Linked DNA regions of Homo sapiens: region 2 is linked to region 1. A link is an interaction called in ENCODE POLR2A ChIA-PET data of the cell type or tissue named here. Cell type or tissue: endothelial cell of umbilical vein. All regions are shown on one strand. Each heading gives the region's core, and the rest is flanking DNA. Links, peaks and the distances in the headings are about the cores only. Region 1 overlaps MRRF (mitochondrial ribosome recycling factor). Region 2 has its middle 31 kb from the start of OR1J1.

What was found. Peaks named below come from ENCODE experiments on the same cell type or tissue, not always from the same donor. Only the 100,000 strongest peaks of a DNase experiment are listed, where the experiment ranks them.
Region 2: POLR2A ChIA-PET joins it to region 1 with 5 read pairs; 2 of 35 experiments call an interaction of 5 or more read pairs at or near these places.

What each region holds. Positions count from the first base shown.
Region 1 is chr9:122,303,587-122,314,818 of GRCh38, reverse strand. MRRF (mitochondrial ribosome recycling factor) reads right to left here. Exons shown (of 7, transcript NM_138777.5): 6 at 1,433-1,592. Among named protein-coding and RNA genes, the nearest start is that of MRRF, 44 kb to the right of the region's middle. In endothelial cell of umbilical vein, for the core only: no CTCF peak of the experiment used is centred there; DNase peaks (open chromatin) are centred at 6,718, 7,678 and 8,898; H3K27ac peaks cover 2,916 bases.
Region 2 is chr9:122,441,300-122,452,531 of GRCh38, reverse strand. It overlaps a transcript of OR1J2 not described here. Among named protein-coding and RNA genes, the nearest start is that of OR1J1, 31 kb to the left of the region's middle. In endothelial cell of umbilical vein, for the core only: no CTCF peak of the experiment used is centred there; DNase peaks (open chromatin) are centred at 5,541 and 7,141; H3K27ac peaks cover 1,702 bases.

The sequences.
Region 1 (11,232 bases), core at 4,235-9,234:
AGGTGCCACTCAGGTTCAGGCCACCATCACTTCCTGGCTGGATTTCTGCAGCAGCATCCCTATCGCCCTGCCTCCAGTCTTGCCCCCTACAATCTGTTTTCTACCTGGCCACCATAGTCATCTTTCATAAACATAGATGTGCTCTCTCCATCATCTAAAAAAAATCTTTTAAGTGTGTCACTGTATGAGAATCACCTGAGAAGGATTTAAAATACAGATTCCTGGCTCTGTCCCAGATTCATTGACTCAATCTCTGGAAATGGGGCCCCAGATACCTGGATTTTTATAAGCTACCCAAGTGATTAAGGTACTTTGGTAGAGAGATGCTGTTCAGCAAATATTCACTTCTTTCCCCAGACCTCCATAAATATATATATTTCCTTGTACCAAACATATTGAGCTTGGCCCATGTGACTTGCTTTGGCCAATCAAATGTGACAAGAGCAGGTGTTTAAAATGTACTTGAGTGGTTGGGCTTATGATCTTGGCATCTGCTGTTACCATGAAAAGAGGCCCTAGGAAACCTGTTGGCTTTGGAAGATTGAGAGATATAAAGCAGATTTGAACCCAATCCAAGATCTGGAGCCAAGCCCACTGAGCCCAGCCTAGAATAGCTACACCCCAGCTGGCCCATGGAAATGAGAACAAGAAATAATGCTTTGATATTGTCGATCACTGAGTTTTGGGGTAGTTATGTACCATTATTGTGGCCATACATGACTAATATAGATGCACAGCCAATGTGGGACAGTCTGTACATGTTAACGTTCAAACTCCTAAACCTGGTGTACGAGACCTTCCTTCTATTATCTAGCCACTCTGTTTTCTTTATTCATTCCCTAGTCTTATCCTACGTTCAAACCCCAATGATCTTAACTGAATATTGTTTTTATATCACCTTACCTTTGTACATATGGTTACACTTTTCCCCCTTGTCTCTCACTATTTTACTCCAGCAGCTTAAGACTTATTCAAGTGCCACTACTCAGCACACTGAGAACACTAAGTGCTCAATTCTCAGCAACCGGAAAACCAGACAGGAGAGCATTAGCGTAGAGGCTCTGAAATCCGTCTGCCTAAGTATGGATCCGATTTCTACCAATTTCCAGCAGTGTGATTTCGGGCAAGTTATTTAACTTGCCTGAATCTCAGTTTCCTTACTACCTACCTCATAGTTTTGTAGTGATGAGGGTAAATGAAGTAATATAAAGTGTTCAGCACAAAACCTGGTACACAATACAAGTGTCTTATCCTCCTCTATGGATCCCTCTGAATCTGGCATTAGGCTAGGCCCAGAACAGAGACTCAGACAATGGTGATAATGTGAATGAAAGATCAGAGGTATTCTGTTTTAACTGTCCTCACCTCAAACATGAACAAATGATTCCTTATGCTGAATACACAGACACTACTACATTGCTGGCAATAGTACCTGTTTCTCTATTAGCCTAATGGTGTCCTCTGAGACTGTATCCTTGGATTTCTTCAGCTTGTTCATTGAGTTGGTGCGAACCTTCCGTAAAGAGTCTTTGGCCTTGTTGGTGTTCTGTTTGGCCAGTTTCACCAGCATTTCTCTGTGCTCTCTGGTTACTCTGATAAAAGACAAAAGACATTCAACAAAATCATTCTATACATTAACTGCTGGCCAAGAATTTAACATCACTCTGTCAACCAGTTCAGCAGTTTGTAACTTTCCTCTCTGTGGGCTGAACTCCTGGAATTTCCAGGAGGAGGAAAACGCATGTATAAAGGCTTTAAGTTGCCCAAACATGGGCAAACTGGGTTTGACTTTGTAGAAGGTACCAAACTTCCCAGTGAGAGAACTGGGATTCAAATCCCAATATTTCTGGCCTGTATTCTTTCTGCTACTCTTCTAATCTATTTCAAGTAAATCATGCACTGCTGCCATTACTTCTGCTTCCAGGCAGAAAGCTCTTCACAGTCAGTAATATGAAGCTTGGGACTGAAAAGGACAAAACCATCAAGAGCCCATGCTTCATTTAAGGAATTGGCTGGAGCACTGATAACAAAGAAAGGAGTGACAAGAAAAGAGGCTGGGAAGCCATATCACAGACAGTCTTGCAAGGTCACGAACCACGTTTTACAGATGAAGAAAATGAGGCCCAAAGAAATTTGGTACCTTATACAAAGTCAGACCCAGTCAAACCCAAGCTGGCCTGTCACAAAAGCCAATGGTCTTAGTATGACAGCATTCCTCTGCCCCCTGGGTCCTGAAATGGACATGCTTATGCTTCCTTACTCTCAAATCAACACGGTTCTTGCTCAAGGAAGGACAATCCTAAGTTCTGGGTACATGTTCAGTGTGGAATAGTGATGAGCAGCTGTTAAAGATTTAGTAACATCTACCTTACATTTTCTCTGCTGAGAAAAAAAATTAAAGAATTTTGAGAAAGAATAAGCTCTGAAGTGAACAGTTGTATTTACGTAAATCCTTTTGGATTCAGCTATTTGAAGGTATTCTCAAAACAACAATGAGTCTAATTACTACTATTATTAAACCGTTCTATGCCACATGAGTACTTTAAGTGTGTTACTTCATTGAATCCTCACAACTCTTCAAATGAGGAAACAGGCTCACAGATGTTAAGTGACTTGCCCATGAGCATGAGTGAGAGAACTGGGATTCAAACCCCGATCTTTCTGGCCTGTATTCTTTTTACTCTTGTAATCTATTTCAAGTAAATTATGCACTGCTGCCATTACTTCTGCTTCCAGGCAGAAAGCTCTTCAAAGTCAGTAATATGAAGCTTGGGACTAAAAAGCACAAAACCACCATGTCAGGAGTTTAGGGATTTGGATCAGATCTTGTTACTTTTATGGTTTTTAATTCATTGAACAAAAATCATGCTGACATGTTTAGGTCTCTTTTTTGTTCTGCCAAAGCATATGTCAGTATAAGGAAGGAACAGGAAAATTAAAACTTGATCCACTGATTCAAGAACTTAATCCTGCTGAAATACTAAGAGGGGCAGAAAATAAATGAATCTAAGTCTTTAAGAAACCTCATAAACTTCTCCAAAAAGAACATACTGAAGTATTTCAATATTGCATTTCACATAATTTCAAATAGGTATCTCACTGTTTAGAAAATGCTTAATCAAAGAAAAAAAATTATCTGATCAACTTTTCTTTTCACTACAATGTTATATTTTAAATGGAGGAAAAAACATACATTAAAAAATATAAAATGAGACTCAAAAAAATCTTAAGAATTAAAGGCTACAGAAAGAAAACAAAATCATAATATAGGTAATTTGGCCTTAATAAAATGTATTACTTTGTATTTATTAATGCAAATGTGACATTACCACACTATTAACACCAGTTTCCACATGTAATCGTGTCCAATCACTGACATTGTCAAAAATATTTCCATTTCAGGATGCAAAGAGGCAATAATCAAAAAGATACTACAAGGAAATGGAGAGTGGAGTGCAGTGAGAAGGGAGAAAGGGAGGGAGGAAGACAAACCATGCTGGACACAGGGAGGGCTGAGGGGGAGAAGGGCATGTGTGTGCTGGTTCAGGGTACTGAGCTGAAAGGTATCTAAAATACAAGATCAGAAGCAGTTAGGGTGATGGCAAGGCACTGGTTTTGAAGTCAGACAGACTAGGTTCATACCTGTATCTATTGCTCAGAAGCTGACTATCCTTGGGCAAGTTACTTAATCTCTGTGAGCCTCAGTTTCCTTATCTCTAAAATGAAGATTTAAAAAGACACCTTACAGGAGGATTAGGAGAAGCAGACACAACAGATAAAGTACCAATAAAGAGAGCAGCATATATAGTAGCCTTGAATAAATGATAGTGTTTATGAATGTTTTAATCAAACATGTTTAATTACTTCCTCATGAAACAATGAGGGCATATCTGTTTTAGAAAATAAACATATTTTATTATGGAAATATTTTCATTCTTTTCCAAATGTGATTAATACATCTGATCATCTCCACCTTGCATTCCTGGGTTTCTGTGAGTATGCACTAGAGTTTGTATTCCAGGCTTCTGAACTCAGCTGGTTAGTTCTGAGTACCCACTTTAAGTTGATGTGCATTCACCCATCAAGCACTGACTGAGCCTCCTACGCTCTGTGCCAGTTCTTGGGCCAGACCAAGGAGCTCCAGAAGAGGCAGACCTGGCCCACCTTTTCCAGAGGCTCAGACTAGTGGTGGAGACAAACTTGTCAGCCACTACGTAGAAAGAGGATGACTGTTGCTAGTATCTACTGCGGAAGGAGCATACAGAAAACACAACACTTCTATCTTGAGATTTGGAAACCGCCTTATGGATGCACAGTAACTTGTTAGCTGCAGAAGAATGCAAAGTGCATTTTGGGAAGCACAGTGGGAGATGTAGTGGAGGGACAGCATGAAGCTGAAAAGGGTACATCCCAGTCAAATATACTCTACAGGCCTGGAGTTTTCAAATTCTTCTTTAGCCACAAACCCCTGGCTCCAAAGAAAACTGAGGCAGAGGCCCCATTTGCAAAACAGATAAAAAGAGACTACTTCAGTTGATGAGGAGGAGCGGTGGGCTCTATCCCAGGCTACAAAACTCAGATCCGACCCCACTTCTGGGCCTGCCACTTACAAGCTGAGTGACCCTATGCAAGTTATTTAAACCGTCTGAGCCTTGCTCTTCTCATTTGGAAACAGAAATTAAAAACAAACAAATGAAACAGAACCTCCCTTTCAGAGTTATTGTGAGATTTAGATGAGGTAATACATGGGAAGCATCCAGTACAAGGCCTGATAGAGAATAAACACTCAGGAAATGTAAACTGTCTCTGCTGCTGTTGTTGGTTACATTTTTGGAAGCCCTGAAGCATCTTCAAATAATGAAAGTTTTTAATCAACAGAGGAATGACAGAGCAAAGATCTATGCTATGGCAAGATGACTTTTTGAGATCTCACTGGTAATTTAACATCTCACAGACATTTTAAAATCCAAACGCTCTCAGCATGTAGCCCTGAAATTTTCTCTTTTCAGGATTCATTCATTCAATCTATAGCTTCATTCAACAACTACTTACTAGGCACCTACATTATAGACATTATGACAGAAAAAAGGGAGATAGCATTAAATACACAGGAGTTTACCATTTGGCAAGGAAGGCAGTCATTACACAAACACATGCAAATTAATGAATAAATTACAGTGGTAATATGCACCATAAAGACATATAGAGGTTCTACAAAAATAATTAAGTGGGGAAAGGAGTCTGACCAACCTTTCTTTGTGGGACCCCAGGAACTAAATGTGGAGATACTGAGGCTAAGTGATATTTAAGTTGCCTAAGAGTTGGGGGGATAGTGGAAGATCATTCTCACCACAGGGAATAGCATATATAAGAATATAGCTCTTATAGGATGAAAAAAAGGTGATAGTATAGAAAGAAGAAGGCAAAGACTATCCCAAAAGAGAAGGGTGGAGAGGCTGGCAAGAGCAAGGCTTTGTAAGCCCTTCAATGTCTTAGTAGGTCTTAGTAGATCCACTGACAGCTCAATAAACAAAATATGGTATATGCATATAATATTATTGAGCCTTAAAAAGAAATGAGAATGTGATATGTGCTATCACATGGATGAACCTTAGCATAAAAAACAGTTAGCATAAAAAACATTATGCTAAGTGAAATATGCCAGACTCACAGAGACACATATTGTATGATTCCACTTACATGAAGTTCTTAAGAGCTGCCAAATTCATAGAGACGGAAAGTAGAATAGTAGTTACCAGGGGCTGGGGGAAGAGGTAAGTGGGGAGTTGTTTAATAGGTACAGAGCTTTGCAGGATGAAGAGCATTCTAGAGATTGCTTATACAGCAATGTGAATATACTTAATGTCACTGAACTGTACACTTAAAAAATGACTAAAATACAAGCCTGGACAAGTCAGTGAGACCCCATCCCTACAACACACAATAAAATTAGCCAGGTGTCATGGTATGCGCCTGTAGTCTCGGCTACTTGGGAGGCTGAGGCGAAAGGATCACTTGAGCCCAGGAGTCTGAGGCTGCAATGAGCCATGATTATGCCACTGTACTTTAGCCTGGATGAGACAGCATGACCCCATCTTTTTTTTTTTTTTTTTTTTTTTGGAGATGGAGTCTTGCTCTGTCACCCAGGCTGGAGTGCAGTGGTGTGATCTCGGCTCACTGCCACCTCCGCCTCCTGGGTTCAAGCGATTCTCCTGCCTCAGCCTCCTGAGTAGCTGGGATTACAGTCACAAGCCACCATGCCTGGATAATTTTTGTATTTTTAGTAGAGACGGGGTTTCGCCATGTTGGCCAGGCTGGTCACGAACTCCTGATCTTAAGTGATCTGCCTGCCTCGGCCTCCCAGAGTGCTGGGATTACAGGCGTCAGCCACCGCATCCGGCCTGACCCCATCTTAAAAAAAAAAAAAAAAAAAGACTAAAACAGTACATTTTAAAAATGCATATTTTACATTAAAATAAGAAGAAACTTGATCAGATTTGTAGTTTGTGTAGACAGCAATATACAAACCAGATCTAAATACATGGCAAGAGTCTGACCAGGAGCCTTTAGGCAGGTAGACAGGGAGCTCAGGACCCACCCTGTTGCAGTTTCTTGGCTGGGTGAGGAAGCCTTTTCCGCTAGGGTCAGAGAGCCTCTAGCACAAGGCAGGGGTTTTGGCTGAGCTGGCAGGGTCATACTTTGTTTGTACAAGCTCCACCAGGCAGATCTTCCAGTAACATCCTGGATGGGGGCCTTCCTGAAAAATTCCTTGAGCATGTTCCTATGAACAATAAGCAGAGGGCATGCCCCACTGCTAACTCACACAACAGAGAATCCCACTGACTGAAATGATACTTCCTATTGTTTCAATGAGAATGCAACACATGTACAAAGCTATACACCAGGTGCATATCAGAGGAAGCCAGGCTCAGCTCAGGTAATGACAGCAAAAAAGTTGTTAATGCAACAGACACTCAACTTCAGAAGGCTCTTTGGACACTTGAAGGGGGCTTTAAAATGTAGAAAGGACACGGTTTAGGGCCAAAAAGACCTAAGCTGAAATCCCAGCTCTGCCACTTGTTAGCTTCAGAATTTTGAGTATGCTATTCAGCCTCTCCAAACTCAGTTTTCTCCTACATAAAATGGGAGTAAGAATATTACAAAGAGGGTGGAAGGGAGGATTAAATGAAATAATGGGGGATAAGTACTTGGCGTGCTGTCAATATGTATGCATTGTAAGAGCTCAACAAAGGATAGCTGAGTAAATTATTCTTACTACAGAATCTCCAGGACTTCTCTCCTGGGGAGAATAGGATGCGAGTGGTGAGAGAGAAAATGGTCACAAAGGATTTAGCCACTTGGTGCTTAGGCAACTGAGCAGATAGTGAGCAGAGAGAAACAGAATGGGAACAGAGGAGAGCAGAAGGCAATGGGGAAAGCAGGGGACAGGAATTCTGCTCCAGCAGCTGTGGGGAGCAGGCTAAGGGAGAAGGAAGCTGCACTTTCAAGGAATGGCCTATCAAGATACATTCCTGACATTGCCACTGACAGAAACCTTGCCACCTCCTCCCTGGGCTTCCGGGACTCCCCCCTACAGGAGCATGGGCCTGAAATCAGCAGCACCACGTTCCTGCTTCACTGTTTGCCAGTGGGAGCTGCCCCATGCCTTGGGGCTGCCGGTCCTGACGGAAATGTTTTTGTTTGTGTAGCCCAGCCAGATTTCCTATGCTTCTAGGGACACCACCCTCGCCTCATCCCACTAGCCTGTTTTACGTACATTAATGTCTCATAAAGACATTAGATCTTCTGTAGGTGTCCCTTTAGCCCAAGGAAATCATACATTTTGGAAGGACTTCTAATACCAGTAGTAATTTTGGTTCTCTCTGGGGACACAACTGGGCACCTGCTTTCAAAGGACCATTCTGTGACTGATGCCTGGTTAAACCAGACATACCATTCTGAAATACAGCCCAGCCTGACCAAATGAGAAAGGAGGTTAAGGTCGGGGTCACAGCTCCACATTCCCAGCTGAGTGGTCTTAAGTCACTTGTCTTCTCTTTCCCTGTCGCCACAGAAGGATGGAAACCCAAGTTTTGGGGTGAGTAGACATAACTCTTGCCTCAGCTCCATCATACATGCGAAAAAGCACAAGTTTGGTGGTCAAAGCAAACCTGATTTCCAATTCCAGCTCTGACACTTACAAGTTGAGTACCTGTGGACTTTAATTTTTCCTCTCTGAACGCAAGGTTGTCAGGTGAAGCACTTAAGAGAACGGGCTCTGAAGTCAGACTGTTGGGGCTTGAGGTCCAGATCTATCAGTTTTTAGCTTTGTGGCCCTGGGCAAGTTATTTCACCTCTGCCTCAGTTTTTCCATCTGTCAAATGTGTATAATACCATTTACTTCACTGTTCTCCTCTGTTCCCATTCGGTCCCTCTTACAACAACTTAATTATTGTGAGGATTAAACAAGCTAATAAATGTGCTGGTACATGGGATGTACTCAATACACATTATCTGTTATTTCCTCAACTGTCAAGTGCAGGGGGATGAGGGAGGCCATACAGGATTTTTCCACAGTGTTATGAGCAAATGAGAGAAGACAGCTGAAGAACTTTGCATATATAGGTAATAAACTATTTTAAGTTATCAATAATATTATTAATAAAAGTAATTGTGATGTTTCCTACTGGGGGAGAACACAGCATAGTGGCTACAAGCCCAGGCTCTGGAGAAAGACAGCCTGTTCTTTTACTTATTAACTGTGTAACACTGGGCACAAAAAAACCCATTCCTCTGTGACTTAGTTACCTCATCTGTAAGATAGAGATAACATACTGATCTCAAAAGTTGTTACGAGTATATTAGCTAATACATAAATGGCACCTGGAACAACAGTTGGCACAATGTTCCAGAAACAATGATTACATTATTGCATACTTACTACATGCTAGGCTCTGTTTGAGGGCCTAGGAATACAGCAATGAACAAAACTGACAAAGCTCTTCCTCTCTCCTCTCAAAGCACTCACATTCTAGTGAAAGAGAGACAGACACAGTAAACAATTAAGTAGATAAAGTGACACAAAGTGTATGAAGAAAATAAAGCAAGAGAAGAAGATAAGGAGAGACCAAATTATTATCACAGCAAGGCCCACTTATATTTGCCCAGCCACCTGACCCCAGTGTCATCTGCTCCCCTTCAGTACTAATAATAATGATAACTGCTACAGAGCCATTTCCCTGTATCAAGCTCTGAGCTGATGCATTCTCCATGCATTAGCTCAGTAAATCTTCATAACATTCCTATGACATTAGTGGTATTAGTACCTGGATTTTACAGATTAGAAAGTGGACAGCCTGGACAACATGGTGAGACCCCATCGTTACAATTTTTTTTTTTTTTTTTTTTGAGATGAGTCTCAGTCTGTCTCCCAGGCTGGAGTGTAGTGGCATAATCTCGGCTCACTGCAAACCTCTGCCTCCCAGGTTCAAGTGATTCTCCTGCCTCAGCCTCCTGAGTAGCTGGGACTATAGGCACGTGCCACCACACCAGGCTAATTTTTGTATTTTTAGTAGAGATGGGGTTTCGCTATGTTGGCCAGGCTGGTCTCGAACTCCTGACCTCTGGTGATCCACCTGCCTCAGCATCCCAAGATGCTGGGATTACAAGTGTGAGAGAGAGTGCCCAGCTACAAAGGTTTTTTTAAAAAATTAGCTGGGCATAGTGGGGCATGCCTGTATTCCCAGCTACTTGAAAGGCTGAGGCCGGAAGATCCTTGAGCCCAGGAATTCGAAGTGGCAGTGAGCTATGATCATGCCACTGCACCCCAGCCCGGGTAACAAAGCAAGACCCTGTCTGGAAAAAAAAAAAAGTGGGAAGTGGGGGTTCAGACAGATCAAGTAACCTGCCCAAGGTCACACAACAAGTTCTTGGCAGACACAGGATTTGAGTCCAGTATAGCCTGACTCCTAAATTCCAGGCCTTCTGCTCTATTTCCTCTCTTGTTGGTGCTAGACAAATCTAGCAACTATTCTTACCAGTGGTGGTAATAACAGTACTACTCTCACATTAAGACCGGCTTAGATATATAATTCATGCTACTCCCCAACACGTCCAAGAGCAGTAAGGAGAAAGAAGAGAGGGAATTTATGGAGGAATGCAATGGAATAGTGATCTGATCTGTGGTAGTCAACCGGTAGGTACCATAAATAGGTGCATGATACAAGGCATGGAGAAGAGAGGAGGGGCAGAGACAAGAGTAGCCTGTCCTTTTGGGTGCAATTTTTGCATAAGTGTTGGTGGCAACTTGCTCTTCAGCCTATCCTACGCTTTCGATTCTTGACTGAACATCCTTGTGTGTTTCAATTGGTACATCTACGCTGGGAAGGAGCCCCATTCCACACACTTGGGACCTGCAATAGCAAGATGCACTCCTAAAAAGCCACAGGCCAGGTGGGAAGCAACACTGAGCAGAAGACAGGTGTTCAAAAACTGCATGAAGGCTTACCCAGGCCTGGAAAGTAGAAAGAAACAGTGTACTGGAACAAACCAGGAGAATGAATGACTCTGCAAATGCAGCAATGGCAAGCAGGCAGTGGGAATAAAAAGGCTAAAGAAGCAGCTGCAGTTGCTCAAATGCAGTTTGTGGCTGCCCCAGCCCAAGTCAGGTCATGAGGCATTCATCTTTGAGAGTTTTTTTCTTTCAATATCCCTAAAGGGTGTGTGTGTGTGTGTGTGTGTGTGTGTGTGTGTGTGTTAGAAAAGGGTATTACCAGTATTTCCTGGAATGTACAAACTACAGACACTACTCTGTGTGTGTGTGTGTGATGTAGAAAAGGGTATTACCAGTACTTCCTGGAATGTACAAACTATAGACACTACTCTGTAACAAGATCCACAAGGCAATATAGCAGCTAGCACAGGCAGGCCACTGAAAGGAAGTAGGTTTCACGTCGGCAGCCCAAGGAGCAAATGTGATTACATGGCAAGAGCCCGGGCTTTGGAAACAGACAGATTCAAGTTTGAATAACGGCTCCTTCACTTACTAATCTATGACCATGAGCAAGTTACTTAAACTTTCGGATCCCTAGTTTCCTCCTCTGTATTAAATCCATCTCAAAAGGGCATTTCTAGGCAGCCAAAAGAACAATGCGATCACCATGAAAATACGTACACAACTTTCGGAAGCTGAGGTGAGGATTGCTTGAGCCCAGGAGCTCAAGAAAAACCTGG
Region 2 (11,232 bases), core at 3,204-8,203, 140 kb before region 1:
ATATGCTCACCAGGGAAGGAATAATTGCCATGTCAACAGCAACAGCACCTGATATATTTAAATAGCAGTTGTGCTGCAGGCTCAAGCAAGAGGAGGTATGTTTATGGGAACACTATGGCCAACCTAACCTATGGCATATGGCAAGATGACTGGTAAGCATGCCATTTACTGCTACTCCCTCAGAGCAACAGTGTCAAAAAGTTGAAAGGAGTTTTGACTCTGTGATACAATTGGTATTACCTTGGATGACCCAAAGTTGATCCTTAACCGGCTCAAACTCTACCAATTGTGGACAGATGGGCAGTGCTCCACAGTGATACCTGGAACCTGAGTTACTCTAATACTTATTCCTTGGGCTGGGCGCGGTGACTCACACCTGTAATCCCAGCACCTTGGGAGGCTGAGGCAGGTGGATCACAAGGTCAGGAAATCAAGACCATCCTGGCCAACACGGTGAAACCCTGTCTCTACTAAAAATACAAAAAATTAGCCGGGCGTGGTGGCAGGCACCTGTAGTCCCAGTTACTCGGGAGGCTGAGGCAGGAGAATGGCGTGAACCCGGGAGGCGGAGCTTGCAGTGAGCCAACACCGCACTACTGCACTCCAGCCTGGGCGACAGAGCGAGACTCCGTCTCAAAGAAAAAAAAAATTACTCCTTGGTGGGTGAAGTGTAATTATGCCCCCAGACCAGAGGGAACCTGGACTTTACTGAGCAATGACCTCCAGTAATTACACCAGTTATGGGAAATGTGTATGAGAAAATGGTATTTTTGCTGAGAAGGCTAGGAAATTGACATGATTATATTAATGTCCTGAACATTGTCTAATCTTTCTGCTACAGGTAATAAAGAATTTGTAGGCTACTTTATAAAAAATAAATGAAAATGGTTGCCAGAATAAAAAGGTATTTTGAGAAGTCAAACTAAAACTTCCAGTTGATGCAATACTCATGGAGATCTATTGGCCAAAGAAAGAAGTAAATTTAGCTTTTAAAAAGTGACATATGCAGCTCAACACCTCTGTTGAAGCCTGTAAAAATGCAGGTGAGGCCAGGCATGGTGGCTCACGCCTGTAATCCCAGCACTTTGGGAGGCCAAGGCTGGAGGATCACCTGAGGTTGGGAATTGGAGACCAGCCTGACCAACATGGAGAAACCCCATCTCTACTAAAAATACAAAATTAGCTGGGCTTGGTGGCGCATGCCTGTAATCCCAGCTACTCACGAGGCCGAGGCAGGAGAATCACTTGAACCCGGGTGGTGTAGGTTGCAGTGAGCTGAGATCGCGCCATTGCACTCCAGCCTGGGTAACAAGAGCGAAACTCCATCTCAAAATAATAATAATAATAATAATAATAATAATAATAATAATAATAATAATGCAGGTGATAGTGGAGAAAAAGGGAAGAGAGAAGATAGTCCAACTAAAAAAGATATATCAGAAATTTTTAAGTAAATATACTCATGGCTCAATGTGATTCTTGGGAAAGAATTCCAACTGCTCATTGAATAATATGGTCCTCATGGTTGCAGAGTTTTAAAATGTATTTTTGTGCATAAAATGTTATAGAAGTTACTACATTAAGGATCACTTTCTAAACTAGGTGATTTTGTCATTTGTGACAACATGGGTGAATCTAGGAGACATTATATTAAGTGAAATAAGCCAGGCACAGAAAAGCAGATACCACATGATCTCACTTATATGTGAAATCTAAAACAGTCAAATTCATAGAAGTAAAGAGTAGAACAGTGGTTAGCAGAGGAGGGGGATGGGGGAATGGACAGGGAAAAGCAAAACACTGCTTAAAGGGTACATAGTTTCCGTTCAACAGGAGGACTGGTTCCGGGATTTGTTGCACAGTATGATGACTATAGTGAACACCAACGTATTACAGATTTCAAAATGGCTGAAAGAGTAGATTTTAGATGTTCTCACCACAAAGAAATGATAAGCATTTGAGGTGATTATATGATAATTAGCTTGACTTGATCATTACATAATGTGTACGTGTGTAGAAACATCACATTATACCCTCACAAATATATATGTTTATTATTTGTCAATTACAATTAAATAAAACTTTTTAAAGATTTTTTTTTGAGACAGTGTCTTGCTCTGTCACCCAGGCTGGAGTGCAGAAGTGCAATCTTGGCTCACTGCAACCTCCACCTTCCAGGTTCAAGTGATTTGCGTGCCTCAGCCGCCCTAGTAGCTGGGACTACAGGTGTGCACCACCAAGCGCAGCTAATTTTTGTATTTTTAGTAGAGACGGAGTTTCGCCACGTTGCCTAGGCTGGTCTCAAACTCCTGGTGTCAAGTGATCTGCCCATCTCAGCCTCCCAAATTGCTGAGAATTACAGGCATGAGCCACCATGCACGGCCAAGAATTATTTTTTAAATGATAAGTAGATGAAATGTTAGATATGGTAATTAGCTTGATTTAACCTTTCTACAATGTATACATAGATCAAAACATCACATTGTACCACATAAATATATACAATTATTATTTGTCAATTAATATATATAATTATCTTTTAAATGCCCAAGGAACATATGGCAAAGAAGTATTGACAAAAGTCAGAGGTAAACTGGGAGGAAAGATTAACAGATGGAGTATAATCTTTTTTTCAGCCTCAAGAAAACCTGAGGACTTGACTCTCAGTTTTATTTCACGCAACAGTAATTCAAAGAATGTACAGCATACCCGATCTATGATAAACTAGGATCCGGCTATATAGTGAACCAGCATGCTGCACCTCTTTGTTGATTTGTTAACTAGTAACTGGATAACCAGCAATTGCTAGTAATTGACAAGAGGCAGCTGCACAGAAAAATGATAGATAGAAATACATCTCATAGGCCGGGCGCGGTGGCTCATGCCTGTAATCCCAGCACTTTGGAAGGCCGAGGCGGAAGGATCACGAGGTCAGGAGATCGAGACCATCCTGGCTAACATGGCGAAAACCTGTCTCTACTAAAAATACAAAAAATTAGCTGGGCATGGTGGTGGGCACCTGTAGTCCCAGCTACTCGGGAGGCTGAGGCAGGAGAATGGCGTGAACCCAGGAGGCAGAGCTTGCAGTAAGCCGAGATCGCACCACTGCACTCCAGCCTGGGCGACAGAGCGAGACTCTGTCTCAGAAAAAAATAAACTAAAATAAAGAAATACATCTCAGAGAGGGCTACATGACCATCAAGATGTAAAAGCCAAACAAGCCCCAGATCTGGTGCAATGCCCAAGCTGAGATAGTCTGGCTGTCTCTGTGACCATTCATATTCCAGTGTGAAATGATTGTAGATACAGGAAGATGAGCAGAGGATAAGCAAGGCCTCCACGGTGCTGTTGCAGTGCATAGTGTGGTGCCCATCATTTGTACTACTGTAAAGCTATATAAATTGTGGTGCTGGGTGAAGCCTGTTGTGTCTCATCAATCCCTACATAAGACCCCGCCTTCCCACTGATTTTGTATACTCACCTTGCAGAAACGTCATCTTGTTCTTACCCTACTTTTTTTTTTTACTTATTATCGCTTGTTTTTTTTTTTTTTTTTTGTAGACACGGCGTCTTGCTCTGTTGCCCAAGCTGGTCTCAAACTCCTGGGTGTATGGAAAAGAAAGAGAGGTCAGACTGTTACTGTGTCTATGTAGAAAGGAAGACATAAGAAACTCCATTTTGACTTGTACCCTGAAAAATTGTTTTGCCTTGAGATGCTGTTAATCTGTAACTTTGCCCCAACTTTGAGCTCACAGAAACATGTGTTGTATGGAATCAAGGTTTAAGGGATCTAGGGCTGTGCAGGATGTGCCTTGTTAACAGTATGTTTACAGGCAGTATGCTGGGTAAAAGTCATCACCATTCTCCATTCTCGAGTAACCAGGAGCACAATGCACTGCAGAAAGCCGCAGGGACCTCTGCCCAGGAAAGCCAGGTATTGTCCAAGGTTTCTCCCTACTGAGATAGCCTGGATATGGCCTCTTGGGATGGGAAAGACCTAACCATCCCCCAGCCTGACGCCCGTGAAGGGTCTGTGATGAGGAGGATTAGTAAAAGAGGAAGGCCTCTTGCAGTTGAGATAAGAGGAAGGCCTCCGTCTCCTGCCTGCCCCTGGGAACTGAATGTCTCAGTATAAAACCCGATTGTACATTTGTTCTATTCTGAGGTAGGAGAAAAACTGCCCTATGGTGGGAGGCAAGACGTGCTGGCAGCAATACTGCTCTGTTACTCTTTACTCCACTAAGATGTTTAGGTGGAGAAAAGCATAAATCTGGCCTACGTGTATATCCACGCATAGTACCTTCCCTTGAATTTATTTGTGACACAGATTCCTTTGCACATATGTTTTCTTGGTGACCTTCTCCCCACTATCACCCTGTTCTCCTGCCGCATTCCCCTTGCTGAGATAGTGAAAATAGTAATCAATAAATACTGAGGGAACTCAGAGACCGGTGCCAGTGCAAGTCCTCCGCAGGCTGAGTGCCAGTTCCCTAGGCCCACTGTTCTTTCTCTATACTTTGTCTCTGTGTCTTATTTCTTTTCTCAGTCTCTCATCCCACCTGACAAGAAATACCCACAGGTGTGCAGGGGCTGGCTCCCTTCATCGGGCTCAACCAATCCTCCCGCCTTGGTCTTCCAAAGTGCTGAGATTACAGATGTGAGCCACAGCACTCAGCCTCGACTATTTTTAATTTATTTTATCTTGTCTGTTGTATGTATCCTTCTAAACAACCCTATTGTTTTTAGAACAGGATGAGACAGAAAAAGAAAAGAAAGAGAAGGAAGGAAGAAAGGAAAGGAGAGAGCAAATAAGGAAAGGAAGGAGGAGCGGAGGAAAGAAACCCAGCCAGTCAAGCACTTGGCTTGTTTTTTTTTTCATGTGAATCTGGAGCATCTCAGAATGCAACTTCCAGGAATCCCAAAGTATAGATTAACAGAAAGTCTAGTGTCTCTCCTGAACAAGCCCTTGTCTCATTTGATACGTACAGAGATACTTGAGTATGCTTCCCAGTATCCATAGGGCCAGGATTTCATTTTCCCTCTTTGACCAAAAGACAGAGGTGCTCCATAGAAGACAGATGACTCCATGCCCAGTAACAGAGGCTACAAGAATTAAAGAAAGAAGAAAGAAACACAAAAAGTGGCTCAACAGTCAAAGAGAGGTTTATTTTGGAGAATAAACCTGAGAGGGGCTTCTGGCCAAGTTAGGTCAGAGGCATTCTCTCTTACAGACTGAGAGGTTTTAAGGGTTCAAGGCAGAAGAGCTTATCACGGGCTTGGAATGTTTGTCTGTCTTGCTTATCTGGGAGGGAGGGTTTTTGTGTCTGTTCCCACACATCTTCCTGCAGCTGCAGGCATACCCCCTGAGTCTGCTTTTAGCTTCCCTATCTTCGTGCACCTAAAGGGAAAGGAATGTACTTATTAGGACCCACTGTTTTACTGGGGCCCATTGTGAGTGTGAAGTTTGGTGGTTACCCAAGAGACTTTCCCCCTCTCTCTGTGCCCAAGCTGTCTTATCTGTGTTTTACCGTCTGCTCTTTCTGGCTGCTTATTGTTAGAAGATAAGTGATTTCCTTGAAATGCATGAGGTTAGAAAGGGAGCTGGAACTTAAAGTGGAGCTGTTTGTCCAAGATAACAGTACTCCTGCTCTGTCAGAGGCCAGTAACTGGAAGGAGCTGGAGGGCCACTATTGCAACTAAAACTGGAACAATTCTTAGAGTTTCCCCAATAGATAAATCATGTAAAACTATTCTTACTACATGCTGAAAATTCAGCACTTAAAGAGCCCCCGACATTGTCAATATCCCGAGAATCCAAAGAACCTGATAGAATTTGTAAACCAACATAACTCTAATCTACCTTCATCACTTGTCCCTGGACTAGCATAAATACACACACACACACACGCACACACACACAACCAAGCCACACTATTCCATTACCTGAAAACTATTGTCCCCCAATATTAAGCTATCCCATACCAAAAGACAAAATAGCATTTCACTTTTATAGACATCCCTCATATTCCAAAATACTCACTCCTGTTCCTCAACCTGAGTTACCTACAAATGGGGAAGCTGAGTCACACCTCTGAGATATGACCATGAAAGCTCTGGGAATATTCTCAGTACTAGGGAAGAGGCAATGACATGCTCCATCTCCTTGGGCTGTCCTTTGCTTGCTAAGCTTGGAAAAGGTTGACCAGGCATGATGGCTCACGCCTGTAATCCCAGCAATTTGGGAGACCAAGGCGGGTGGATCATTTGAGCCCAAAAGTTTGAGACCAGCCTAGGCAACATGGCAAAACCCTGTCTGTACCAAAAAAAAATGCAAAAATTAGCCAAGTGTGGTGGCACATGTCTGTAGTTACAGCTACTCAGGAGGCTGAGGTGAGAGGCTCACTTGAGTCCAGGAGGCAGAGGTTGCAGTGAGCGGAGATCACTTCACTGCACTCCAGCCTGGGTGACAGAGCCAGACTCTATCTCAGAGAAAAAAAAAAGAAACAAACAAAACAAAACAAAACAAATTGGAGAAGTCATAGAGCAGAGTTCCCTGAGGGAAGAGCTGGGAGAGAGACTACCCTGTTCCCTTGGAGCACAAAGGGCCCTAAGGAGGCCTGGCAAAGGAAGGTTAAAGCATTACAGTTGGGACAGGGTCTCCAGACCACACAGGTCCTCACTCAGTGGTTCTGGGTCACTCTGTCTGCTAGGATGGGAAGTTAGGATGGTGCTGGGGACCAGAGGTGGGGAATGAGTCAGGGATCTGAAGCAGTATCAGGAAAACCTATGACCACTGTCACTCTGCTTCCCTCTTCTTGTATCCTTGTTCTCCCCTAGGGAGTTAATGAGTGGGAAATGTCAGGTGGCTGGAGCCTTCAGCTGAAGTGTGGTTTCTGAATAAATTTGCAGACACAGTGTGGAAAAGGCTTCTGCTTCTGGACAGTGGAAATAAAACATCTGGACACAGGAGGCGCCATGACTAAATAGCCCCGTCTATCATGTATGCCTTCCTCACTGCCCTCCATGGGAGAATGGTGGGTTCCAAAATGTCCATGAGTCAAACATGGGCAAAAAATCACTCTGAGTGTTTTGATAAGACCCCAGTGAATCAGGAAAGGCTTATTCATGTGTTATTGTCCAAATGAACCCAATGAAATCAAGCACTATCCATGTGTACAGAAAGGAATGAGGGGTCACTATGACTAAACCTCTGATTTTTACATGTTTGGTTAATCTAAGTGCAGACCAGGCAGGCTTCCAAGATTTAGCTATGACTGGTTACTTTACTAAAATATTTTCTCTTCCTCATAGTATAAATACTAACATTTGGGGATGGGGATGTTGACCACCTGCTGGGCATTGTGCTTTAACATGCTTTTGTTCAGCAAATCTTCTCAACTTTGAGATAGGTACTCCCATTGTCCCCACTTCACAGATGGAGAAACCGTGTCACAGAGAGGTTAGGTGACTTGCCCTAGATCACTTGCCTGATAAGAGGCAGGACCATATACCTAAAAAGTGGACCAGCACCCATTCTCTTAACCTCCATGCACATGACCTCTATTACAGGCAAACCATTTACTCTTTTCATGGAGAAGCCAAGAAGTCCAGGTACCAGTCTTGACTAACAATAAAAATGTCAGGATAATTAAGGTTCTTCCTCCCATCATGCTCCAATTTCTCCCTTCTTTAAAATGATCCTAATGGATCTCTAGGAATTTCTCCAACTCAGAGTCCCTAGGAGTCTGTTTTAAAGTTGAAGCTGTAAGAGACCAAGAGGCACCTTCAAGGAGAGGGGTTCCCGCCATTCTGGTTGGTCTCTGTCCCATCTGTAGTGACTTAAATGGAATGCTGCTCTTTAGATAGTGGCTTGAGGTCTGTTGCATTTCTTCTTTACATCTGTTCATAATTATAAATGTCCATCTAAGCATTATTTCATCTCGAAAATATTTATCAAGGGACCATTGTGTCCCAGGCACCATGCCAGGTGGGATGGGGTAACAAGGAACCAGACACAGTTCTTGTATTCAGGCAGCTCACAGTCTAGTGGGGAAGACAGTGTTGTAAGTACTGATTTAGTTCCAGGTCGTGTGTGTGAGAGGGTTGCCTATCGTGGAGGAACATCAGGAAGGCTTCCAAAAGGATGCAATATCTAATCTGAGGCAAAGGGTGAGGACTAATCACCAGGGCTAACAGAGAGAGGGAACGGGCATTTTCAGGCAGATGGAATAGTAAGTCCCTAAGGCAAGAAGCAGCAAGAAATATTTTACAATGGGCACATGGAATGCAAGAAGTCAGGGAGAAAGGCAAAAGATGGAGCAGAGCCCAGCAGGAGCCCATCATGGGAAGGAGATTAGCTTTAAGTCTGCAGGCCATGGAGAAGCTTGTGCAGCACAAACATCACTGTTATGGCTGAATTGTGCCCCTTCCAAAAAAAATATGTTGGAGTCCTAACCCCTAGTACCTCAGAATGTGGCATTATTTGGAGATGGGCCCTTTAGAGAGATAATCAAGTTAAGATAAGGTCATGAGGGTGGGTCATAATCCAACACGACTGGTGTCCTTATAAAGAGGAGAAGTTTGAATACAGAAACAGAAACACATGTGCATAAAGGAAGGCAATATGAAGAGACACAGAGAGAAGACAGCTATCTACAAGCCAGAGAGAAAGGTTCAGAACAGATCCTTCCATCACAGCCCTCAGAAGGAACCAATCCTGACAACACCTCAATTTCGGACTTCCAGCCTCCAGAACTGTGAGACAATACAAATACACTTCTGTTGTTTAAGCCATTCTGTTTGTGGTACTTTGTTACTGCAGCCCTATCAAGATAATACAATGATGTATTCAAACTTGCATTTTATAAAAACTGATTTGCCTACAATGTAGAGAATGGATTGAAAGGGGGCCGTCATCTCTGCAAGGAGCCTGGTTTGGAGACAAGACATGATAAAGGTCTCCATAAGGGCAGGAAGAGCTGACATGGAGAGAGGTGAACAGACTGAGAGACGTGGGAGAGGCAGAATCTCCAGGATGTGACCATAGGTTGGGTGTGGAAAATCAGGACTCAAGGGCCATGTCCAGTCCATGTTTGTAGCTCAGATAAACCTGTGACCAGAACACAGACTAGTCAACCACCTCATCAGGAATCTTAGACACAAGTTCTATACAAATAGGCAAGTCAGGAATACACTGCATAGTCACTACTTTCAGCTTTACACCCAGTTATTCTGGCTTTTGCCAGGAGGTGCCCCTAGCTTCAATGCCAGGTGTGACTTCATTTTTTCAACAAATATTTAGTGGCCACCCACGATGTGCCAGACATAGTACTAAGCTCCAGGAATATAGTGGTGAGGTAAAGGAAACAAGATCCCTGTGTATTAGGTCAAGGAGATGACAAATGTTAATCATATTAATTAATGAGTAATTATAAATCATCATACGAGTTATAGAGGAAGGGAACAGAATTCTATGAGTGCATATAACAGGGTGCCTTATTCCAGAAAAGTGATGGCTGAGATGACATCCAAAGGACAACAGACAAGTAGGAGAAGCATCCTGGAAGAGGACATCATGAGCCAATGTAGGTAGCCAAATTTATCCTTTGATAAATGCTGATTAGCTCTTCTTCCCATGCCTACTTTCCCCAGGGGCTTCATCTTGCTTCTTCAATGTGCCAGGCTCCTGCCTACATTGGCTCATTCATGGTGTCCTCATCCTGGATGCTTCTTCTACTTGTCTATTGCCCTTTGAAAATCAGCTCAGTCATCACTTTTGGGAAGTCATCAATGGGCTTTGGAATTCCTGAAACAGAGTAGGGACTCAATCAATATTTACTAAATGAAGAGAGGATTTGTGTGGGGTTGAATAGTGTTCCCCAAAAATTTATGCCCACCTTAAACCTCAGAATGTGACCTTATTTGAAAATAGAGTCATCTACGCAGATGTAATCAAAAAGACAAGGCCATAGTGGATTAAAGTGGGCCTTAACCTGATGGCTGGTGTCCTTATAAGAAGAGAGAAATTTGGACACAGATTTGCAAAGGGGTGGAAACCAATGCCTCTAGAACACAGCCACATGAAGACAGAAGCAGAGACTGAAGTGTTGCATCTACCAGATGAGGAACAATAAAGATTGCCCACAACCACCAGAAGCTGGGAGAGAGGCATGAACAGACTCTCCCTCAGAGCCTCCAGGAGGAACCAACCCTGCTGACACCCTGATATTTGACTTCTAGCCTCTAGAACTGTGAGAGAACAAATCTCTATTGTTTTAATCTACCAGAGGCAATGGTATTTAGTCACAGCAGCCCCAGAAAACTAACACAGACTTTAATCTAAAAAGTTAGATGATTAAATATTGATTACTAAAAGATCACTGTAGTTGCAGTGCAGAGAATGGATGGAAGAGCAGGTTTCGAGAGGGGATATGGAAATGCCAAATACATCATTAAAATGAAACCACAATAATCTAGATGGGAAATGATGGCTTTTCCCAGAGTGTTGATGGAGGAAGTATAAAGAGTTACAAGATTCAAGAGAGTTAGGAGCTAAGATCATGAAGATCCTTGAAGAAACAAAGCCCATGCTGACAGATAATAGAATGGAAAAAAATTGAAAAACTGTTCTAATTTGAGCAACACCTGCTCCTCTCCCCACCATGTGCTTCTAACTCTAGCCACCCTGATTCCCACAGCCAAAAATCCCTTCCATTGTCCTCCGTGTTTTGCATAGCTCAGCCCCCTGCTGCTAGTTTCTCCTTTATCAGACACTTCACAGTCTCTCTAACATGTATCATGTGTGTTCCACTTCTGTGTCTCTACCCTGGCTTCCTTCCCTCCATTCCCCCAACAACACTTGGTACATCATTCTTCTTGAGCTTCCTTTTGGGGTCATTTGCCCTACAGGTATCTATATTTCCAACATCATTACCATCGATCTATCTGCCTATTTCCAGAAGCAGATCATCTTTTGTGTTGAAGTTTATTCTGAATGACTTTTGAAAATAGAACAAGACCCAATATGTGTAAGAATTGGGAGAGAAATTCCTGGCACATTGTAAGGAAAACACTCAAAAGTCAGAGTTGTTGAAAGGTGACGTCCACCACCCCTAGAAGAGGGTATGATAAAGACAGTTTATACATCGGGCAGCAGTTGAATAGAGGATATCAAAGGTCACTTACAACTCAGAAAAACTGTTTAATATTAAAGAGTTTCAGACTCCTTATTTT